2 separate regions of the Homo sapiens genome follow, and region 1 is linked to region 2. The links are chromatin loops, found by intact Hi-C in ENCODE. Cell type or tissue: B cell. All regions are shown on one strand. Links, peaks and the distances in the headings refer to the core of each region. The heading gives the core; the rest is flanking DNA. Region 1 overlaps KALRN (kalirin RhoGEF kinase). Region 2 overlaps KALRN (kalirin RhoGEF kinase).

The links. A loop is a pair of places that touch in the nucleus more often than their neighbours do. Peaks named below come from ENCODE experiments on the same cell type or tissue, not always from the same donor. Only the 100,000 strongest peaks of a DNase experiment are listed, where the experiment ranks them.
Region 1: it touches region 2 in a loop (37-fold over the local background); 109 of 110 quality-filtered maps call a loop at or near these places.

Annotation. Positions count from the first base shown.
Region 1 is chr3:124,562,862-124,568,235 of GRCh38, forward strand. It overlaps KALRN (kalirin RhoGEF kinase), which reads left to right. Exons shown (of 60, transcript NM_001388419.1): 34 at 1-228. All of the region lies in intron 2 of LOC105374076 (a long non-coding RNA gene), which reads right to left. Among named protein-coding and RNA genes, the nearest start is that of UMPS, 160 kb to the right of the region's middle. RefSeq lists an enhancer at 2,081-2,375 and a silencer at 2,081-2,375. In B cell, for the core only: CTCF peaks have their summits at 2,288 (motif pointing right) and 2,492; a DNase peak (open chromatin) is centred at 2,240; H3K27me3 peaks cover 608 bases.
Region 2 is chr3:124,686,589-124,691,962 of GRCh38, forward strand. The region is part of intron 51 of KALRN (kalirin RhoGEF kinase); the gene reads left to right. Among named protein-coding and RNA genes, the nearest start is that of UMPS, 41 kb to the right of the region's middle. In B cell, for the core only: CTCF peaks have their summits at 2,444 (motif pointing left) and 2,646; a DNase peak (open chromatin) is centred at 2,433; H3K27me3 peaks cover 39 bases.

The DNA of each region.
Region 1 (5,374 bases), core at 195-5,194, 120 kb before region 2:
TGACAGTGGTCCTCCAGGACTTCAGTGCGGGCCACAGCAGTGAGCTGACCATCCAGGTGGGGCAGACGGTAGAGCTGCTGGAGCGGCCCAGCGAGCGGCCTGGTTGGTGTCTGGTCCGTACCACCGAACGGAGCCCGCCCTTGGAGGGTCTGGTCCCCAGCAGCGCCCTGTGCATCTCACACTCCCGAAGCAGCGTGGAGATGGACTGCTTCTTCCCCTTGGTGAAAGGTAGGAGAACAGAGCGGGTGGGAGGCACAGACCAAGGAGGCCATGAGCGCTGGCCTGACTCTAGCTGAAGACCACCATGGAAGTGACCTGTCTCACAGACCCATTTTTACCCTGTGGGGTTTCTTTGGGACCTGACTGTGAAGAGAATGGGTTGGGAACTTGGAGAGGAAGAGCTCCCGAGTAACTGTGTGTGACTTTGGGAAAGTCATTTAGCCTTCCTGAGTCAGTTTCATCTTGGAAATGAAGGTTGAATTAAGTAACCTCCAAGATCTCTTCCAGTTTTCCCATCATATCACACTACATTCGGGAAAGTCCTCTTCTACCTTTGGCCAAATATGGTTTAGACTCATCCTTTCTCCACTGACCCACTCCCGCTCCACAGCAACTTCTGGCTCTCTGACCCCCGACCAAGTACTCACATGCTGACCTGGAGACACCAGGCACACCCAGGGAGGAGCCACAGCTGAGTCAGATCTGATCCTTCCCTCAGCCCAGCCAGGCTTTGAGGTCCATGACTCCTTTATGTGCCTTCAACAGATAAAGTATTCTAGCCTTGGCTTTTATTGTATGTAAGCTCTGTGTTCCCTTCACATGCCTGTTTACTCACTTTTTCTCATGCCAGGGAGACTAAACTCCTCATGACAGTGTTTCTTTAGGGGTGGTCTCTGGATTAGTAATATCAGCATGCCCTGGGAACCTGTTAGAAATGCAGGTGCCAGCCTGGGCAACTTAGTGAGACCCTGTCTCTACAAAAATTTAAAAATGCAAGGCGGCACATACCTGTAGTCCCAGCTACTTGGGAGGCTGAGGCAGGAGAATCACTTGAACCCGAGAGGCTGAGGTTGCCATGAGGCTGCAGCAAGCCAAGATTGTGCCACTGCACTCCAGCCTGGGCAACAGAGCGAGACTCTGTCTCAAAAAAAAAAAAAAAAAAATTAAAAAAATTAGCTGGGCAAAATACAAAAATTAGCCGGGCATGGTGGCGCACGCCTGTAGTCCCAGCTACTCGGGAGGCTGAGGCAGGAGAATGGCGTGAACCCGGGAGGCGGAGCTTGCAGTGAGTCGAGATCGCGCCACCGCACTCCAGCCTGGGCGACAGAGCGAAACTCCGTCTCAAAAAAAAAAAAAAAAAAAAAAAAAAATTAGCTGGGCAAGGTGGTGTTCACTTGTAGTTCCAACTACTCAGGGCATGGTGAGGCAGGAGGATCACTTGAGCCCAGGAGTTTGAGGCTGCAGTGAGCTATGATTGCATCGCTGCGCTCCAACCTGGCTGACAGAGAAAGACCGCACCTCTAAAAATAAAAAATCAAAGTTAAAAGCCAGGTACAGTGGCTCACACCTGTAATCCCAACACTTTGGGAGGCTGGCTTGAGGCTAGGAGTTTGAGACCAGACTGGGCAACATAGTGAGACCCCCATCTCTACAAAACTAAAAAATTTTAGCCAGGCATGGTGGCACACACCCATAGTTCCAGCTACTCAGTGGGGGGCTGGGGCAGGAGGATCATTTGAGCCTGGGAAGACAAGATTACAGTAAACCATGCTTGCACCACTGCACTCCAGACTGGGTGACAGAGCAAGGTCCTGCCTCAAAAAGTGTTTTTAAATTTAATTTTAAAAAAGAAAGAAACGCAAATGATCAGAACCCCCACTCCTCCAGAGCCGGTGGGTCCCAACAGTCTGTATTTTAACAAGCCTTCCAGGTGGCTCTGATGCACATTTGAGTTTGAGATCCACTGACTTGTGAAGTCCAAGTGGCAGAGGCCTTGCAGCCAAGCATTTTACACTGAGGAAGCCAAAGCCAGGCCTTAGTTCTGGGCTTATTTTTGTAACTGGCCAGATAATCAGCAGCAGGCATGCCTTCTATGCAGACCTGTGCTAGATATTTCTAGGAGAGGAAGATGGGGACGAGGGTCAGCATGGAGACCTGCTGCAGGCTTCCTGATGGTTAACTGTGAACTCAGAACATATTTAAAACACTCCGGTGTCTGGAGTGCCATCTGGTCTACCTCCAAAGCCTGACTTCCTTTCCTCCACTAGATGGCAGCAGCAGGCTGAATTGTTTGTGCTGCATCCAGCCTTCCAGGGTTTTTTCCACCAGGAGAAAAATGTCAGCTAAGACCGACGTCCTAATTCTCCTCGTGCCCTCCACTCCCAATTTAATCATTGCCTGCTTTCCCCCCTGTCCTCTGAGGACTAAGGAGGGACTGTGTCAGGAAGTTGTGTGGGAATTTGAAATTGCAGGCACAAGAGGAAAATCAAGGAAACTCAGGAATCTGGTTCCGCTTGAAGTCTAGCCAAGAGGAGAAGAGGGTACACAGAAGGTAGATTGTGAGGGTAAAATGAGGTAATGGAGACAAAACACAGCAGTGCCTGGCATTCAATGCACTTTAGTTGTCATGATAAGTTTTTGCTATTATATCATTTGCCATAGATTATCCAGCAAAATAACTACACACTCCCACAAGTCCAGTTGAGAGACCCATCTGCAGAGACAAAATCAAGCACAGCAATTCATTTGCCGCAAAAGGCTAACGTTCCTTGGATCCCCAGGTGTGGGTCGTTTTCATCAGGAGGGACTCAGCTTCAAGGGAAGATGAGACTTCCTGACCTAGACCTGGCCTCCTAGCCTGAGGCTGGGTAAAATGTGCACTCCCTCCCTGCTGGGGCTGCCACATGTGCAACTTCGCAGGAGCAAACCCAAGGTGGAAAGCCAGAGAGCAGTGTCAGAGTCAATCTGTGATCCCGAAGTGGGAGGTGGAAGCATTCAGGGTAAGAATTGCACAGGACTGGGGGTTGTCTCGACTATAGGACAGATTAGTGGAGATTTAACTAAAAATAGGAGATGAAGACCAGGAATGGAAAATAGAGGCAAGAGACAAAGCTGGGAGGGAGGCTGTCATAGAACTTTCCAGCTAATTCTGCCAACCAGCATAGCTTCTTAAAGGTACCAGCAGTGCCTATCACCCATTTCTTTGGCTTTTTATTTCCAGGTTGGTTCCTGTTTCCCCAAGCTTAGGCCAATTATGCTGAGCTTTCAAATGGCATCCTGTGAGGTCTTACTATCTTCTCACCCATGTGAGCTCTGAATACAGAGGTCCCCGACTCCCAACAGTCAAGGACCTAAGTCGGCCAGGCGCAGTGGCTCACTCCTGTAATCCCAGCACTTTGGGAGGCTGAAGCAGGTGGATTGCTCAGGCTCAGGCGTTCGAGACCAGCCTGGGCAACATGGCGAAACCCTGTCTCTACAAAAAAAATTTAAAAATTAGCCAGGTGGGGTGGTGTGCACCTATATAGTCCCAGCTACTCAGGAGGCTGAGGTGGGAGGATCACCTGACCCTGGGAGGCTGAGGCTGCAGTGAGCCATGATCATACCACTGTGCTCCAGCCTGGGTTGCAGAGTGAAACCCTGTCTCAAAAAAAAAAAAAAAGGACCTAAGTCTGCATTCTCCATGGAGCACTCCTTATGCCCTTAACTAGACCCCATTTGAAAGTGTGTGCAGTTATGCACATAGCCCAGCCTCAAAACCCTTTCCCTGTCTCTCTGGGGTCTGCCCAGAGTGTTGGCCTTAGCTAAGACCCAATAAGCTATTCCTTCTCTTATTCCAGCTGGCTGCCTGCTTGGCAAACCGCCTTTTCTTCTCTCAGCAGTAATTTGTCTCCAGTGGGTGCTTTACCTTATAAGTTATGCACAACTAGATTGAGAATAAAATGTTCCTCTGGGGGTTGTGGAATAGGACAGAGTGGTCTCATCTGGTGTCAGGAGGTTGGAATCAATTCCTTTTTCAATTCCCATAAGAGAACTGGTCCTCTTAGCATTTGCAGAGAGCACCAAGTCAGCACTCTTGCAGGCTGTGTGAAGCAGGGACTATGTGTGAGGGCTAAGCACCTTGTGAGTGCTCAGGCCATGACTATCACCCCAGAAATGGGGACAAAAGAACCACAGGATGGTTCTTGATGATCCACTAGCACAGGGTTCCCAACGCTGGCTGCACATGAGAATCATCTGGGAGCTTTTCCAAATGACAATGCCCAGACCCCACCTAGAACAAATGGAATCAGAATCTCTGGATGGGGCCTGAGGGTCAGTATTTTTAAGTGTTCCATAGGTGAATCTAAGGTGCAGTCAGGGTTGAGAACCACTGCACTAGCCCGGTCTCCTCTCTTCCAAGAGAACACTCAGGCTCAGGAAAGCAAGGTGACCTCCCTGAAGCCACAGGGAGTCTGTGGCCAAGCTGGAGCAGACCAGGGCTCCCAGCACCTGTTGAGCTTCTGGGTAGTGCTAGGGCTCCTCTCTGCCCTTCCCTCCTCTGCCTTCTGTGGGAGCAGTGGTTGGTTATTTCCTCCTGATAAGTCTTGGTGTCATTCATGATGGGGTTGGTGAAAAAGAGTGGGGCTGTGTGTCAGAATTGGGGTGGGGCTGCCTTTCCTGCTACTTTACTGCCACTCTGACATCTTAGGGCTTCTCACTGGGATTGGGCCCTCCAGCCCTAGTCCTGCCTTTCCACAGGCCCCTCTCACTTTCACAGCAGCAGGTGGTGGAGGGCAGCACCTCCCAAGAGGCAAGCCTTTGTAGCAGTGGTTTCCAACTCTGGATGCACCTTAGAAACCACCTGGAGGAGGTTTCTAAAAATACTGATGCCTCATATCCACCCCAGAACAATTAATCCAGCTGCCAAGGACCTGGACATCAGTATATTTTTAAGTTCTTTTGTGAAAAAAATAAAAAGAAAAAAATTAGCCGGGCATAGTGGCATGCACCTGTAGTCCCAGCTATTCAGGAGGCTGAGATGGGAGGATTGCTTGAGCCTGAGGGTTCAGGGCTATAGTGAGCTGTGTTCACGCCACTGCACTCCAGCCTGGGCAAAAGAGTGAGACTCTATCTCAGGGGGAAAAAAAAAGAAGAAGAACAAACTTAGTGATTCTGATGTTCCCTTAGGGTTGAGAACCACTGCTTTGTGGACTCAGCACCCCCAGGGTGTCAAGCTTAGGAGATACTTAAAGATGTATTAGAAAGGTTGAGGGTTAATGTCCAGATTATATAAAGAACTCCTGCAACTCAACAACAACAACCAAAAACTAAATTTAAAAATGGACAAAGGACTTAAACAGAAATTTCTCCAAAGAAGATATACAAGTGACCAATA
Region 2 (5,374 bases), core at 93-5,092:
ACCTGGGGTTAGTTATGTAGGAAGAGCTGTAGGAGATAAAGCCTGGCAGATGGGTTGAGACCAGACAGACAACAAAGGCATGGAAGGACCTGCTAGGAAGCCAGGACTTGATCCATGGACTCCAAGGAACAGCAGTAGGTTTTAAGCAGTCCATATGATTCGTCCTGTGCTTTAGGAAGGTAACCAGCATCTATGCAAACACTGGTGAGATTTTTTTTTTTTTTTTTTTTTTTTTTTTTTTTTTGAGACAGGGTCTTTCTCTGTCATCCAGGCTAGAGTGCAGTGGCATGATCTCGGCTCACTGCAGCACTAACCTCCCAGGCTCAAGTGACCCTCCCACCCTCAGCCTCCTGAATATCTGGGACTACAGGCACGTGCCACCATGGCCAGCTAATTTTTAAATTTTTTTAGAAGTGGGTTCTCCCGATGTTGTTCAGGCTGGTCTTGAATTCCTGGCCTCCAGTGATCCTCGTGCCTCAGCCTCCCAAAGTGCTGGGATTATAGGCATGAGCCATGGCACTGGGTCCTCAGAACAAATGTTAATCTGTTACATAGCTCCGAAGACTCTGGGAAGTTTAGGGGATTGGGGCATAATCAGGGCATAATCAGGGCCAAATCATTAAGGGATAAGACTCCAAAACACTCATACATAAAGGCATTATCCAAAGTCAAGGTCATGGCTAGGTTGGAAATGTGATTTATAAAGAAGAAGCTGTAACTCCACCACTGCATCCTCCTCAGCCCCCCACCTCCAGTCCCTTCCTAACTGACTCCTAGGCTGCCAGGAGCAGCTGGAGACCAGTGCATACACAGCAACGCACCCCCATTTTGGTCCTTTGCAACCAACTATCTTGTGAGATGGGTGATAGATGCTTTCATTATTCTGTTAAAAGCCATATTTTCATCCTTTTTATTTTTGACAGCACACTAAATGTTCTCTAACCAAAATATTGAGGGGTAAAGGGGGATATTTGGACTAGAAATATCCATAAAACAATCAATGTACTTGACACATGGACACATATAGAGACCTGTACCCCCAAATTAATGATTATACATTTTTTGGAAAACCATATGGAATTTTTTTACAAAAATTGACCATGTGTGCTACTTACAAAGCAAACCTCAACAAAAAACAAGGAATCAGTATCATACAGACCAAGTCCTCCAAGCACAATGCAATTAAGTTAGAAATCATCAACAAAAATATCCTTTTTAAAAATCTCACATCTTTGGAAATGTAAAAACATACTCATTACAACTGGGTAAAAGAAAAAAATCATAGTTGAAGAAAAACACTTAGAACTAAATGATAACGAAAATACTTGGGAGTAAGGAACTAGTTGAAAGAGACAAGTCTATCGCTGCTTGGGATTATGTTGCATTTACATTTTTTAAAATTACAGCTTGTCTTATGCTCATTTAGAAATGAGCAGAGGAGGCTGTGTGTGGTGGCTCATACCTGTAATCCCAGCACATTGGGCGGGCACAGGTGGGAGGATTACTTGAGGCCCAGAGTTCAAGACCAGCTGGGCAACATGGCGAGACCCCATCTCTATAAAGAATAGAAAAAATTAGTTGGATGTGGCTGTGTTCACCTGTAGTCGCAGCTCCTCAGGGAGTCTGGGGCAGGAGGATCACATGAGCCTAGGAACTTGCAGCTGCAGTGAGTGGTGATCATGCCACTGCACTCCAGCATGAGCAACAGCGTGAGACCCTGTCAAAAAAAAAAAAAAAAAAGAGCAGAGGTAGGAATATTTTCTAAAACTTTAGAAATTCGAGTCCAGTTTGGCCAGATTGAAAACACGAAGGGTTAAACCTTCAAACCCTACTATTATACCTAAATTCTTAAAAATTGTTTTTCTTATATCTTTATTTTATTGCTAGATCTCATCATCTAAAATTCCTTTCCTGCCTACTCTGAATACAGGTTCATATGAAACAAGTGTAAAAGGAATAGAAAAAGGAAAAATATAGAAATATATTCTGGGCAGCTGTCAGTTGGGTTTAGGGTATTTGGTTTATGTTTATTTGAGCGTTTTTATTCCTTCAGTGTTCTCAATACGTAGTTTTGAGCTCTGTTTTGTGACTGTGATAAGGAATTTGGGAAAAATGGGAGTGGAGGTCTTTTTCTTCTGGAGTCAGTTAACAACTCATTTTCTAGACAGAATTTCACCCTCACTCTTAAGTCTTAGAGTCAGTCAGACATTGGCTGACAAGGAAAATAGACGCCAAGATTTCCTCAAAGCTCAGCTTATGGTAGTCAGTGCTGGTTAATATTACCTGTAACTCTTTCCTCTTACCTGACTGCCCTGCCATTTTGAAGAAAAAACGATAAAATTATTGGATTTCTCTCCAGAAGGAAACTAAGTTGCTGATGGATCACATTGTGGTGGTTCTTGTTCTCGCCTGGGAGGAAGCGCTGCCACCTGCTGCCCTCTGCTGGTCAAATAAAACCAGCTTTAGGAACCTGTAGTTCTTTCCCACGGTGTCTACACCAGCCCTGTCCTCCCGGACTTGGCCCAGCATTCTCTTGTGCTGTTTCACAGAGAGAGAACATGTGCATTTTATGTGAACAATGTCATCTTTCCTCCACGACCACTATTTCGTCTATGTTTTCTTTTTTTTATTTTTTTGAAACAGGGTCTCACTCTGTTGCCCAGGCAACAGTTGCCCAGTACAGTGGCACTTTCTTGGCTTGCCACAGCCTCAACTTCCTGGACTCAGGCAATCCTCCCACCTCAGCTTCCCGAGTAGCTGTGCACCACCACACCTAGCTCATTTGTTTTTATTTTTTAGTAAAGATGAGGTCTCATTATGTTGCCCAGGCTGGTCTTGAACTAAGCTCAAGTGATCCTCCTGCCTCAGCCTCCCAAAGTACTGGGATTACAGGCGTGAGCAACCATACCCAGCCCACAACCACTATTTTGGATTCCAGCTCTCTCCTCCTTCCCATCTATCATTTTACATTGACTCCAACCTGTTTCTAAGGAAGGAAAACATTATATTTCAAGAAAAATGTGCAGCTTATATAAAGCCCTCAGGATCCTGCACACACCAGCAATGACCACTAGACAAGGTGGTCAGGAAGCCTAATTTCTAGTCTACTAATTGGGTGACTTCAGTTAATTTCATTCAACAAATATTTGATTTTTCTGCTATGTGCAAGACTCATAGCAAAAAAAAATATGACTGATGGTTCATAGCAAAAAAAATTTATGACTGATGGTGCATAAAACACGGGAAAGGGTTACTACCTTCAAAAGGTTCACAAGTCTGGTAGGGCAAATACAGTTCAGTAAGACGTTATGGTACTTAGCAGTTCATGGTCAGAGACTTAGAGGTACCTACAGCCCCTAGAAGAGTGCAGAGGAGGAAGATCACTATTGGCTACATCTCAGACATTGACTGACTGATTAGATTCCTGAGCAAGTTCATGGCAGGACATTTTCTCAGCTCTCCTCCCCAAAATTAGGATCCCACCACTTAAGCTTTTCATTGATTTGACAAATATCAACAGAGCACATATGTGCCAGGTATCATGCTAAGCTTGGAGGCAATACTAGCGAACAATATGGCCCATTAGAATTCAAAAAAAGAGAAAATAAAAAATTTAAGAATATAAATAAAAAGTAATAATAAATAAAACAATATGGTCCTTGTCCTCATGGGCCCTGCAGTCCATAGGGAGCCACAGACAAATATATCGGTAATTAGTCTACTGTGTGAGAAGGGTGTTCTCCTCCAGTTCGTACTCTGATTTGCTTCAAAGAAGAAAGAGAAAAAATGAGGGAGGAATCTTCTATGACCGTAGTCCAGAGTCAAAGTTAGAAAAAAAACATTAGTGTGGACCTTGCCCAGGCTCTTGGTCCTTGCTGGAGGATTTTAAATTAAAGGACTGAGTAGAGATAGGATAGATAGAGAGGTGGAGAGCAAAGATAAGCAGGTAGGCCTTTGATGTCAATGACAAAGTTTCACAATGCTTTTCCTAAGACCCTCCCACTTTGCTGAATGCTATGATGGAACGAGCACTGGAATAAAATTCAAGAGCTCTCGGAGCCAGTCCTCTGTCACTGTGATCTTAACACTTCACTTCCCTATCTCACCTAGGAAATGGGGATACATAACATTTGCTCTGCACTTCCTCCAGGGTTTTGGAGGAGCACATGAAGGAGTTTGTGAGTAGCTTATGCGAACTTCAAGTAATCCGCCCGCCTGGGCCTCCCAAAGTGCTGGGATTACAGGTGTGAGCCACCATGCCCAAACAAAAGCAAATATTCCTAATTTGAGTGTAGTCCTTAGCAGAGACACTGGAAAGAAAGATTGCGAATAAGACTTAATTACTGGTTCATAAGTTCTTGGAAGGTCTGAAATGAAGTCAAAGGTCAAATATGTATTCACCAACATTTATTAAATACCCTTTATGTGACAGACCCTTGGGCTAGGGCCCTGAGGTACAAAGGTGAGTGACAAATACTTCCTGTCTTTGAAGAGCTTATAGTCTAATAGGTTCGACCGTGCTGTATTTTTCCTTCAAAAATAATTATTAAGAAAGTGAGTCCGGGCGTGGTGGTTCATGCCTGTAATCTCAGCACTTTGGGAGGCCGAGGCAGGCGGATCACCTGAGGTCAGGAGTTCAAGACCAGCCTGACCAACGTGGCGAGACCCCGTCTCTACTAAAAATACAGAATTAGCTGGGCATGGTGGCGCATGCCTGTAATCCCAGCTACTCGGGAGGCTGAGGCAGGGGAATCACTTGAACCGGGGAGGCGGAATTTGCGGTGAGCTGAGATCACACCATTGTACTCCAGCCCGGGCAAGAAGAGTGAAACTCCGTCTCAAAATAAATAAATAAATTAAATAAAGAAAGCGAAACATGCTGATTGCAGAATATTTGGGAAGCCCACATAAGAAAAGAAAGGAAACAACAGTCACCCCAAATCAAGATGCTTTATAAATCCCAAGGGTAGAGCCTATGTCTTAGTATTTCTCTACCCACAAAACTGTACTTAGAGAGTATGACAAGGTCAGTTAATGTTTTTTGAATGGGGACAAAGCCACCCTTAAACCTACCACCCTGAGATAACCACTGTTAACATTTAGAAAATATTCTTAGCCTTCTTTTCTTTGACTGTCAAATGACTGACTGGGATGCCATTCTCCCTGCCTTATCCAAACCAGGAAGAGAAATGTTTGGCCTCTTTAGTGCCCCCCTACAGGTGATGCAGTGCTGCTCGTGGTTGATTTAATAGTTTGAGTGGAGCAACCCTTTACATCCTTCCCCATGCCATGCCTCGAAACCTTTTCACACAGAGAACTCTTTTAGGTGTGGGAAATGCAGTAGGTTCTACCAGATGTTCTCATCCACTCCCCC